4 separate regions of the Homo sapiens genome follow, and all the other regions are linked to region 2. The links are chromatin contacts, found by Hi-C or POLR2A ChIA-PET in ENCODE. All regions are on one chromosome and are shown on one strand. The core of a region is the stretch at or near the end of the contact, and the rest is flanking DNA. Distances in the headings are between cores, read along the strand shown. Region 1 overlaps ICA1 (islet cell autoantigen 1). Region 2 overlaps LOC107986764 (a long non-coding RNA gene). Region 3 holds the start of GLCCI1 (glucocorticoid induced 1). Region 4 overlaps ICA1 (islet cell autoantigen 1).

Region 1 (2,700 bases), core at 198-2,697, 810 kb after region 2:
TTATACAGCCCTCCACTAAGTCAAACCCTCAGGGAGGCTTCACTACTTTAGTACAGATGTCTGTCCAGGGAAGATCATCATTAACATTAGCAAGAACAAATAATAAACTGTAAGCCTTCTAAAAATAACCACAGACTGTAATAGCTCCATCTTTGTTTTTATTGTTTAGGTTTTGTGCTATGGTGTTTATAATGGACTTTGGTGGTTTTTGCTAACTCAGCATCCCTTCCCTCTGCTTCTTCAGTTTTCCCTTTGGGAAAATGCCTTCTCCATGTGATCCTGGTGAGATGCCTCTGGAAATGACTCCTTACCCTCCACCCCAGTGAATGACTGATGAGGCTGGCCAGAGTCCTCCATCCCCCAGGCATGGTGATTGGCTCAGGGGTGGACACATGCCGGACACCTCCCGGAATTTGGTATATAGAAACTTAATGGAAGAGGGCCTCTCTTTCTTTGGGATTCCAAGCTCTAAAGATGCAAATTTCAGGCTCCCAGTGATAATGAAGTCAACACATAGAGGGAAACAGCCTCAAGAAGTGGAGAGAGAATCCTGACAACATTGTCTAAGCGCCTGGATCCAGCCTTGCTTGAAGCCAATCCACAACTGAGTGTCCCCATTACATGGATCAATACATTCTTTTTTGCTTTTAAAAATTTAAACCTAAACTATTTCAAATAGGGTTTTTCTATCACTTGCAATCAGAAAACTTTTTACTAATACATATCCTATTCAACTCAAACTTTTTAGTGACAGAAAAGAGAAAAGGACCCTTGGTGAGGATATTGCCTACAGCCAGTTCTAAATACAGATTTTGCCTACACTGAGGTCTACCAATGAATTTAGCCTTTTATTTGGCTTCTTGATTATTCAACAGCTAACAGGCCACACAGTGCACATTTTCTCTTTTAAGAGAACTTACTACTTAGCTAAAAGCAATGAAACTGGCACTGACTTGAACCATAAAACACAAAAACCTCCCAATTATTGCACTGATAATTAAGATGCTTAAAATTATTACACATAACACGTAAGAAAAATCTAACTACAAGTAGAAAAGGACGGGTTCAGGTCTGTAACCAGACAAGTTGAGACTTGAGAAATAGCTCTATAGTCAGTTGGCTCTTGAGAATCATGCTATCATTTTCTTTGAAAAAAATTCAACTCAACTGAGAGATAATGGAGACACATGCAGAGATGTGATAAGCTCTTTGGGAGAAACTCTAGTAAGAAACTCCCAACTGGAGTCAGGGCTTCCACCCATGCAGATGTGGACTGCTTCTGGGTTATGGTGCCCCAATCCTGCTTTTGTGTTAAAGGATGAACAAGGGTTGAGGATCTCTCAGGTGCCAAACCCACAGATGCTACACCAAGTTCCCTTCACTCTCTTGCAGGCTCCCAAGTCTCTGTGTTTACTTGCTTACCAGATAACCTAACTACAGACACTGCTGCAAAAATAAGAGCCAACAGACATGACGTACTCACATCCTCACCTGTCTCCAACTCCGTGACCTTGCAGGCATTGCCTCTCCTTTCTAAGATAAGCCCTCTCTATGCCCTCCCCTCCTTCCTGAAGCCTGCTCTGTTCCCACCATTATTCAGATCCAGCACCTTTAGTCTTTCATTTTCCAATGCTTCCTTCCCCTAGCCGCAGGAGATGTGTGCCTATCTCAACAATAATCAGCCTTCACTTGATGTTGCTCTCCACCCTCCCCTCACACTTTCAAGTTACTGTTCTGGTTTCTTCTTCCTTCCACAACCACATACTCTACTTTGGCTCTACTCTTTTCTCAGCTGCCTGTAATTAAGTTCCTGCCCCCACCCTATACTGAAATAGCTCTCTTGAAGGTCAGCAGTGAGATCCTCATTGCCAGTTCTGAGGCTCTTTTCCCAGGCCTTTACCTGTACAGCATCATTTGTACCACTGCCCAGCCTGGAAATGCTGCTATCTCCTGGGAGTCCCCATGAGGCGGCTCTCTCGGATGACCTCCCATCTCCCTGACAGTACCTTCTCCACTGCCTCCTCCTATTCTGGCTGCCCTTAAGGTTTCATCCCAAACCATCATACCTTCCCTACATTCTCTATAGAAGATCTTTTCTATTCTTAGGGTTCCAATGTCACCTCAGAAGGTTCTCCAATCTCTACCTCCAATTCCAAGTTCTTTCTGGAACTCCATTTGCAAATTCCTGTCTGGGAGCCCTTCTGGGTTTGCCCATTGGTGAAGCTGCTGGTGCTCCATAGAGGAACCCTCTTACTGTGTATCTTTGCTTAGTCTGTGTTATGGTTTGCATATCTGTCCCTTCCAAAACTCATGCTGATATTTAAACCCTAGTGCGGCAGCTTGAGAGGTGCGGCCTTTAAGAGGTGATTGGGTCATGAGGGCTCTGCCCTCACAAATGGGTTAACCCATTCATGGATTAATGAATTAATGGATTATCATGGGAGTGGGATTGGTAGCTTCTATAAGAAGAGGAACAGAGACCTGAGGGAGCACATTCGGCCCCCTCACTATGTGATGCCCTAAGCCGCCTTAGGACTCAGCAAAAAAGGCCCTCACCAGATGTGTCCCCTCAGAATTGGACATTTTAGCCCCTATAACTCTAAGAAATAAATTCCATTTCTTTCTTTTCTTTTCTTGTTTTTTCTTTATAGAGTCTCACTCTGTCATCCAGGCTGGAGTGCAGTGGTGCAACCATAGCAC
Region 2 (2,833 bases), core at 176-2,675:
AGCGCGGAATTTGGAAAGTTCTTTAAAAGGGAGTAACTCAGTGGCAATGAGAGCTTGCTTCCCTTAGCTCATCCTTTTTGTTCCGCCTGGAACATGGATGTGACAACTGGAAATACATCCTGACAACAGGAAGACTATGGATACTTCCTAATGAAGGTGAGCAGGGAAGCTGGAAGGAACCTGAATTATTCCATCATGGTGTGGAGCCTCCAGGACAGTCCTGAACTATTTACCTTTTGATTCTTTTTTCATGGAAAAAAATACATATCCCCAATTTGTTTAAGATACTGTGATGCATTTGTTTTCTGTTATGTGACAACTGAACATAATCCCAAGTGACAATGCTAGTTGTGTGGTCTTTACCCATGGCTCTCCTGGCCAAAGCACTCCTGTCATCCCACAAAACAGAAATAACGTGGGGTTGGAGATGGCAGGCCATGATTCCTGGGCCATCTCTGCTAGTCCTATACAGCGGTATGCCTTGGTCATGTTGCTTGAACAATCTTTAAACTTGGCTTTCTTTGCCTGTAAAATGGCTGTGTTAGAAGGACCAACCCTTGACCTTCTTTTATGACTTTACATTTTTTCCTTACAATTAATTCTCTTGTTGGTTATCAATGAATTGCTCCGGTCATGCTGCTTGAGCCTGGATGAAATCAAGACTGTAAAAAGAAAAAAAAAAAAAAAAAAAAAAATCCATGAACTACAATAAAAATAAGCTCCTACAAAACTTGATCTCCAAAAATGGAAGGCTTCATTCCTTTTAGTGACTGCCTGGTAAAGCAAGAAAACACAAAAGCAAAATTTTTGATCATAAGTGAAAAGTAGGCTTGACACATTTAAAGGCCTAAATTTGAATTACAAAGTCTAAAAGTATTTCAACATTGTGGGTAACTTGTACAAGTGTGGGTTCGCATAAGACTTCAGCCATAACTGCTGGAGACACTGGTGGAACCCCCCAGCCCCCTAGAGAGTGGGCTGGCAGAATCGTGCAGGTCAACGTGGATGAGAACTGACTGCCTGGCTCAAGACCCATGCCTCGGGTCAGTGAGGCTAGCTTTGGAACCCAGGCAGAGGGTATGTGTGTGTGTTGTAGAGGGTTAAAGGAAGGCAAAGGAGAAATGAAAAGTCTAAGAGGAGGAAAGACGGGGGAAAGTGTTGCCTCTCAAAGAGAATGACTTTCAAAGTGTCATCTACAAACACTGATAGTTAGATCTAAAATGCCAGCACAGAATGTGCTGGTTAAGAGTAGTGTCAATTCAGGGTCCAGTGATTTTCCTGCTGGAAACCCTCCAAAGGAATTTGAGACACAGAGGAAGAACAGTCCTGGCCCGGGCAGAACTGCTTATGTCAATGTCAATGTTCATATTTGCATGACCGAAAACACACCCAGGGCAGGTTAGTCATGCTCGGGGCTATTGTCTGATCCAGCCCTGTCATTCTCACACTGTGAAAGAGAAGACTTCCACAACAAGTTCACTGGGGCGAAACGCTTAAAGTTGGTTGACAGCTTCAGCTGGGGCCACTTGTGTAGGAGCCCAGTCAGTTTGATCAATGTAGCTGAGTTGGCTCTGGGCTCTGTCATAGCCCCAGCTGGGTTCTGTTTACCATTTACTTCTGTGGGATATCAGCATATGCCTCCCAAAAATATGAAGGAATGTTGAGCTGAAGGCCATTAACAGGAAATGGACGCAGGCACACTCTCTGCCTTTCCTCTTTTTTCCTAAAAGCAGGATGTAGATTTACAAAGACATGTATATATGAAATATACATGTTAATAAACTTCTGTTTGTTTTTCTCTTCTGAATTTGTCTTTTGTAACAGGGGTCAGTTTCAATAAGAACCTGTTGAGGGTTATTATTTTTACCCTACAGTTCAAACATTTTGGTTTTTTTATACAACGATGTTGTAACTTATTGGGTTTTTTCTTATCATTAGGGGAGGAATGGTGGGCTCTTGGGTCTTTCTATATCTGGTAAAGGAGAGCCACGTGGTTATGGTTCAGTCCCAAGCAATATCATGGAGTCCCCGGGACAAAGCAGCTTGCAGGCATGCTCTGTGGGTTCATGGTTGGGAGCTTGTGACAGCTTTTCTTGTCAAACCCTGCCCAGAGCTCTTTCCACTTCGAAAAAGAGGCCCCAGGAGGCAGTGTCTTAGCTCAAAGGCATAACTGGTCAACCTAATGGAAGGACTTCAGATAAGTGGCAAGTAGATGGAATAGATATTTTAAGGTCACAGAGGACTTGCCAATTCCTTTATATCAGAGAACTGACGGGGTTTGGGACATGCTACCCCCCCCCCCAAAATATGACACCTTGTGCCAGTTTATTACCATTCGATCATGCCATTCCTTCATCCTATCACATTTCCTCCCCATTATTCACTCTTCCTCAAACCTACCATAAAATACACTCAGATTTAATAAAACTTATACTCAGCTTTAGTAAAACTCATATTAAATAAATGTGTTGCTTTTTTCTTCGTATAGGAGTCTCAGCCATTAACCTAGGGTGAGCAGAGAAAAAGGTACTTTTCTTCTCCTATAGAACCTTGGAACCTGCTTCATTTCTATGCCTGAACTTTGTACCAGCTGCTGATGTTACCTTGGGCTCAGAAAAATAGGTAAAGGGACTAGAGACAATAGGAGAGAGGGAAAGGATGGCCCTACTGGGAGAAGAATGAGGCAGTAATGTTTCAGATCACCACCATCAAACATAGGCCTGAAGATCCTACCCTTCTCCCATCCTATCCCTGCCCCCATCCTATCTCCCCCTGTTAACTGAGAATTTTTTATTCACCCATTCAACTGATACAAATTCATTGGAGCACCTGT
Region 3 (2,726 bases), core at 192-2,691, 650 kb after region 2:
ACTATAGCAGAGTGCTTCCTCAGACTCTTGAGCCAGTCTGTCTGGGTGAAATTTTTAGCTCCCCATATACTAACTATGTGATCTCAGGCAAGACAGCTTATTTATGCCACAACTGAGACCACAGTAAGGATAATAATAGTATCTACCTTGTGGATTATATGAGGACTGAATGAATTAACACACATAATGTTCTTAGAATAGCGGCTGGCACATGGTGAATAAATGTTAGCTCTTATTATAATATGTGGTAAACTGAGGAACTATCACTAGTTTTACTTGGATGAAGTACTGCATGAAATTTTTGTATTTTTATTGAGTTTCATCAATTTTTTTACTGAACCTAGTATGCTTTCTCGTCTGAACACACAAGGAAGAAAAGAAGGATGGCTCCTGTACGTGAAAGTGACCCCTGCATATAGTGCCTGAAATCAGAGGAAGCTTGTCAGTGTGGGCAGACACCACGAGCAGACCAATTTGACATTGTGCTTCTCTTTTAACCTCTTGAAAATTAATGAAAGTTATCTGATGAAGATCCTTACATTAATTGCTCCCGATTAAGGTTTAAAACCTTGGTTTACTGTGGGGTAAATTTATGTTTTTGATAGTCATCCAAAATCTTTGTACGCTTTCAGTTTCATTACAGAATAAAAAACAAATTTACCACAATGGATTATTACATTACATCTGGTATTTATTCCTCCCAAGAAGCTATCTGCTTCGGAAAAGCCAGGGGCGCCCTTCATTAATATATCTAACTGATGGTGTAATGACATAAAATTCCTTGTTGACCCCTGCTATTCAGTGTTATTGTCTTGGAACATAGAACTTGATAATCTCTTTTCACTGCATAACTACAAATGTTAGGCTGTAAGAGTATTTTACTTTGTTCAGTGCAGGTTCCAGACATTTCTCCTGATCACCAGAAGTTCTTTTGATTAATAAGGCTACTGGTCACGAAAACTCAGCTTACTAAAAGAGATCCAGTCTTCTGGTTCTAACTAAAACATCCCACCGGATGCAGGTGTACTTGCAAATTAAAGTTTGCCTCATGTGTCCTGTGTCTCAAGTCATACAGACGGCCCAGGAGGGTGGAGCCCCTGCAACCTGCCTAGCGGGGCGTTTGCGTGTCTGGGGGTGTCGGGACACGCGCAGGACACACACAGTCCCACTTTCCTAGTCTCGCACTTACCTCAAGGCTGTCAACTTTTACGCTCCTCCCTGCGCGCACAGCCCCCACCTCACGCTGCCACCCCTCACGCCCCGCCTTCAAAGTAGGAGGCACCATTGTCATTGGACACTGCTTCTCTCACTCCTATTCCAGAACCAATCACTCGAGTTCTAGTGGGGAGCGCCTAAGCCAATGGAAATGCTCGCTGCGGCAGCTGCCGGGTCCTGGGCGCTGGGAGGCGGTGCCGGGGGCGGGGTGCGGCTGGGGCGAATTAGTTGCCATTCGGAGTGAGGAGTGGGTAGAAGCGGCGGCGGCGGCGGCGGCGTTTGCGGTGGCGCGGACTCCGAGGAGCGCCAGCACCTCGAGGCCCTTTCTCTCTACCCTGGTCCCCAGAAGCAGGGGTCCCGGCCCTCCTTGCAGCTGCCGGGTTCTCCCGTGCGTGCAGCCCTGCGAGGGCTGAGGAGAAGGCTGCGAGCGGCCCTCGGGGCTGCGTGATCCGGGCCGTTGCCCTGTCAGCACGATGCCTGGAGCGGTGGCGGCGGCGGCTCCGGGCTCCTTGCGGCCCCGGCCGTGACCGCCACACCGAGCCCAGCCGGGCGGTTGCGGCCGTTGGACGTTTGTTTTCGCAGCCTTCCCCTCCCCCCTCGCCGAGGCGGCGGGGGTGTGCGTTGGGGAGGGGGAGCCCCGAGACTCCTCCCCCACAGCGATACCCCCGCCCCTCCCCCTTACACACTCGCACGCACTATCGCGCCGGCTCCCACACGCTCGCGCGCCTCCCGCCCCGCGCCTCCGTGTCGGCCGGCGGCGTCCAGGGCCCGCAGAGCCACCATGTCCACTGCCTCCTCCTCCTCCTCCTCCAGTTCCTCTCAGACCCCTCATCCCCCGTCGCAGAGGATGAGGCGCAGCGCCGCGGGGTCCCCGCCCGCCGTCGCCGCCGCCGGGAGCGGGAACGGTGCGGGCGGCGGCGGCGGCGTGGGCTGCGCCCCGGCTGCGGGAGCCGGCCGGCTGCTGCAGCCCATCCGCGCCACGGTGCCCTACCAGCTCTTGCGGGGCAGCCAGCACAGTCCCACGCGTCCGCCCGTCGCCGCTGCCGCCGCCTCGCTGGGCAGCCTCCCGGGGCCCGGCGCGGCCCGCGGCCCCAGCCCGTCCAGCCCGACGCCGCCGGCGGCCGCAGCCCCGGCCGAGCAGGCGCCGCGGGCCAAGGGCCGCCCGAGACGGTCCCCAGAGAGCCACCGGAGGAGCAGCTCACCTGAGAGACGGAGCCCCGGCTCGCCCGTGTGCAGAGGTAGCGAGCCCAACCCTCCCGTCCTCCCGGGCTGCGTCTCCCCGACGGTGCCCTCCGTGGAAACTTCAGCCTCTTCGGGCTTCTCTTTGCTAGTGCATTATCGAAGGTGTGAAAGTGGCTTTGGGAATCTCACCCCCCTGCGGTCGCTGTGGGGCTTGGAGGAGCGAACTGAAAAGCGACTTTTATTTGACCCTCATGCCGCCCCTCAGAGTCTCTCTTCCATCACTCGCCTGCTTCGAGAGGTTTTTCAGTTTAAGAGCTGGCTAGCTCATT
Region 4 (2,700 bases), core at 201-2,700, 790 kb after region 2:
TTGTGTTAACAAACTCCCACCTGCACCCCAACCCCACTAATGGCCATAGCCCATGAAAAGCTGATCAAACCCTCGGGCCCTGCCACTTCACCACAACCAGGAAATAGCATAGTTATTTCAGAAATCAGACTGAATGGCTGAGGAAGCAAGGGGCTTTCCACTGTCTGCTGGAGGAATCTTTTCAAATCTGCTGGGTCAGGAGAAATATTATGGCCACTCTTTCTACCCTTCAAAGCAACAGGCCCAAAAGTGTTTGGCGCCCAGGCCTGGCTTCTCCTCTTCTCTCAGGGTCACTGCCTTCTTCAATCCTTTCCTGTTAAAAGGAGGGCCCTGACATGCCTTCCCTTCTCCCAGGGGGTCAATTCCCCTCACTCTTCAGCCTCATTGGAATACTCCCTTCTGCTCTTCCACCTAAACACCTGCCCTAACTTCCTGAATACCACGATTATACAGCCAAATTATTTTCCAGATGAGGAGAACATTTTCAAAAGAGTGCCTCATGCAAGTGATTTCTAAATAAGATGAAGGCTTTGTTTAAAATACATAAATCATTCCACATGAGAATCTAAGTTCATTGGCTTGGATGACCTGTGTTTTTTTCTTCTCCAACAGGTGGGAGTGTCAGAAACATGAAGAAAACGTCTCTGATGGGTGATCCTTCTAGCTGAGAGCAGCTAGGAATGTGCTTGCCATCTGGCTGAAAAGAGTCTCAGGAAGTGTTGGTAGGACAAGTTGCTAAAAGTGGTTAGTGAGGGGATAGAGGCAATGGGATTATATCAGTATAAACAGGGCCTTTGATCCTTTCATCAAAATGGCACTGAAATGCTAAGATAGTGTACCGATCACTTTATACTTCGGATTCCCCTCCCTCTTTTTGTAAAAAAAGTCTTTTGTAGATATTAATGTATCTACATGTAAAAATCAGTGTATCTATGATGGTGAGAAAACTATATCAAGACTAGTGGGTAATATGCAAGTTATTACTATGTAACATTGAATTCCATGTGCAATTAGCCCTGGAATCATCTGGTTTATCTTGATATGAGTATCAGAGACAAGAGAGCTCACTGTAGCTTAGTTGGAGGGGGAGTGGGCAGGGTATTGCCTAAAAAAAGGCAATACTGATTTCGCTGGATTAGCCTATCTCTATTCTTGCTAGAGGATATCAAAATATCTTAAAGACGACTCTAGTGAAAAGATGCTACATGCTTGTTTCCCCTTCCTTCTAACCTCCTCAAGGGTCTTAGGAGGTCTTCTGAGCGTTCTCATGGCCTTGCCGTGAGGAGCCAGTGATTGTGCTTTGGGACAATCCTCACATTCCCCAGGCAGCCACTGTTGGAGACAAAGCAGGTGCAACTTATTTGCATAACACTTAAAAGAGCATCATGGGAACATTTTTTGATGATAATGGAGTACACACTTCCTTCAACTTCCTGTGGCCAACAAGAGAAAGTCAGTGATACCAAAGAAACAGAGCTAGAGCTGCAAACACAGATGATATCTTCAGTCGAGCAGAGGCTCCCTTGGGGGACCTGTCCCAAAAGAGAACAGATCTCATGAACTTGAAATGACCTCTTTTGACAACTATGAAACCTGGCCCTTTCTGAGGTGCACAAATTAAATGCCCTATTTGGTGGTGGCAATGGTATTTCTGGCTAAAAATAGCAAACCTCAGAGGCCTTTCATACCTTGGTATTTCCAACCAAACTTGGGGACCACCCAACCACATGTAGATATTTGACTCATCCACATTAGGTACAATTTGATAAAGGGAATTATGAATGAGGACATTAAGCCAGAAAAAGAAGTCAGAATGTAATTTCTGGGATTATGCGAAATTCTCCATCTCATAGCCCTGTCTTGAGCCCTAGATGTTCAAATGGAAATTAGCAAAGTAGTACAGAAAACAGGTTAGGCCACTGGAAAGGAAGGCAGCTGTCATTTCAGAGAGACAAAATGCTGTTATTACCTTTCACTGCAGGGCTGTTGTCATTTGGACTGCTTGTCTTTGGTACTGGCCATGGAGTAGGAGGGGGATTGACATTGCTCTCTGACCAGTCTAATATTCAAAACCAGAGCATATCAGATCTAGTGAAGAAGTCACATGGACCCACCAGTTGATGGCCACATCCGTGGTTGCCTCCGAATAAAAATAAGACATTTCTCCCATGTTCCTCATACTGGAATACATTTGAGGAGATAGGAGATATGCATCATCGAACCCAATCCAAAAATATGAAAAATGAAGGAAAAGGTTAGATTCTGAAAAGCAAATAAACTATTGCTATGGATAAGGCATCTTTGCTTTTTAGCTTTATTTATGCCCATTTTTCTTCTCAAGCACAATCGTTTCATGATCATACCAAAGATTATCAGTGGTGCTCTAAGGAAAGCAGGTGCCTTGTTTTTCTGTCACAAATGGGGAAAAGCTTAAAAAAGAGAACACCATTAAATGAAGCAATAGGACTAGTAACTGCACATCTTCTCGACTTCCAATATGATCCAGTCCTTTTATTTTCTACACAGCTAATTTAAATTGGGAGATTTAATTAATACAGATAAGTAAATAACAGTCCAGTCCAAATATATGAGGGGGAAAGAAATCCCTCGTTAACTTTATGCCCCCCATTACAATGGTATTTGGCTTGTGATATGGTTAGGCTTTGTGTCCCCACCCAAATCTCACCTTGAACTGTAATC

Evidence for each region. Hi-C counts contacts between places; a loop is a spot of excess contacts on that map. ChIA-PET counts read pairs that join two places held with the same protein, here RNA polymerase II (POLR2A). Pooled maps may share reads with other maps.
Region 1: a loop to region 2 is called in a pooled map, with 21 times the contacts of the local background. The contact joins two enhancer-like sites. A Hi-C loop is called at or near these places in 3 of 37 single-sample maps with no recorded cell type and 4 of 50 pooled maps.
Region 3: a loop to region 2 is called in a pooled map, with 4 times the contacts of the local background. The contact joins the promoter of GLCCI1 here to the enhancer-like site in region 2. A Hi-C loop is called at or near these places in 1 of 37 single-sample maps with no recorded cell type and 2 of 50 pooled maps. POLR2A ChIA-PET finds 5 or more read pairs at or near these places in 1 of 52 experiments (OCI-LY7).
Region 4: a pooled map shows a loop between it and region 2 (4-fold over the local background). The contact joins two enhancer-like sites. A Hi-C loop is called at or near these places in 2 of 37 single-sample maps with no recorded cell type and 4 of 50 pooled maps.

Annotation. Positions count from the first base shown.
Region 1 is chr7:8,130,669-8,133,368 of GRCh38, forward strand. All of the region lies in intron 12 of ICA1 (islet cell autoantigen 1), which reads right to left. Among named protein-coding and RNA genes, the nearest start is that of ICA1, 130 kb to the right of the region's middle. Within about 2 kb of position 1,448, at least 6 of the 41 ENCODE cell types and tissues checked have a DNase peak (open chromatin) inside an H3K27ac peak, as active enhancers do.
Region 2 is chr7:7,320,494-7,323,326 of GRCh38, forward strand. The region is part of intron 1 of LOC107986764 (a long non-coding RNA gene); the gene reads left to right. Among named protein-coding and RNA genes, the nearest start is that of LINC03016, 67 kb to the left of the region's middle. RefSeq lists enhancers at 1,101-1,200, 1,251-1,300. Within about 2 kb of position 1,426, at least 3 of the 41 ENCODE cell types and tissues checked have a DNase peak (open chromatin) inside an H3K27ac peak, as active enhancers do.
Region 3 is chr7:7,967,355-7,970,080 of GRCh38, forward strand. It overlaps GLCCI1 (glucocorticoid induced 1), which reads left to right and starts at 1,442. Exons shown (of 8, transcript NM_138426.4): 1 at 1,442-2,453. The coding sequence starts at 1,997. GLCCI1-DT (GLCCI1 divergent transcript) reads right to left here and starts at 1,398. Exons shown (of 5, transcript NR_110018.1): 1 at 1,190-1,398. RefSeq lists silencers at 1,265-1,414, 1,625-2,024, 2,105-2,164, 2,255-2,334.
Region 4 is chr7:8,114,266-8,116,965 of GRCh38, forward strand. The region is part of intron 13 of ICA1 (islet cell autoantigen 1); the gene reads right to left. Among named protein-coding and RNA genes, the nearest start is that of ICA1, 150 kb to the right of the region's middle. RefSeq lists enhancers at 1-77, 98-287. Within about 2 kb of position 1,451, at least 4 of the 41 ENCODE cell types and tissues checked have a DNase peak (open chromatin) inside an H3K27ac peak, as active enhancers do.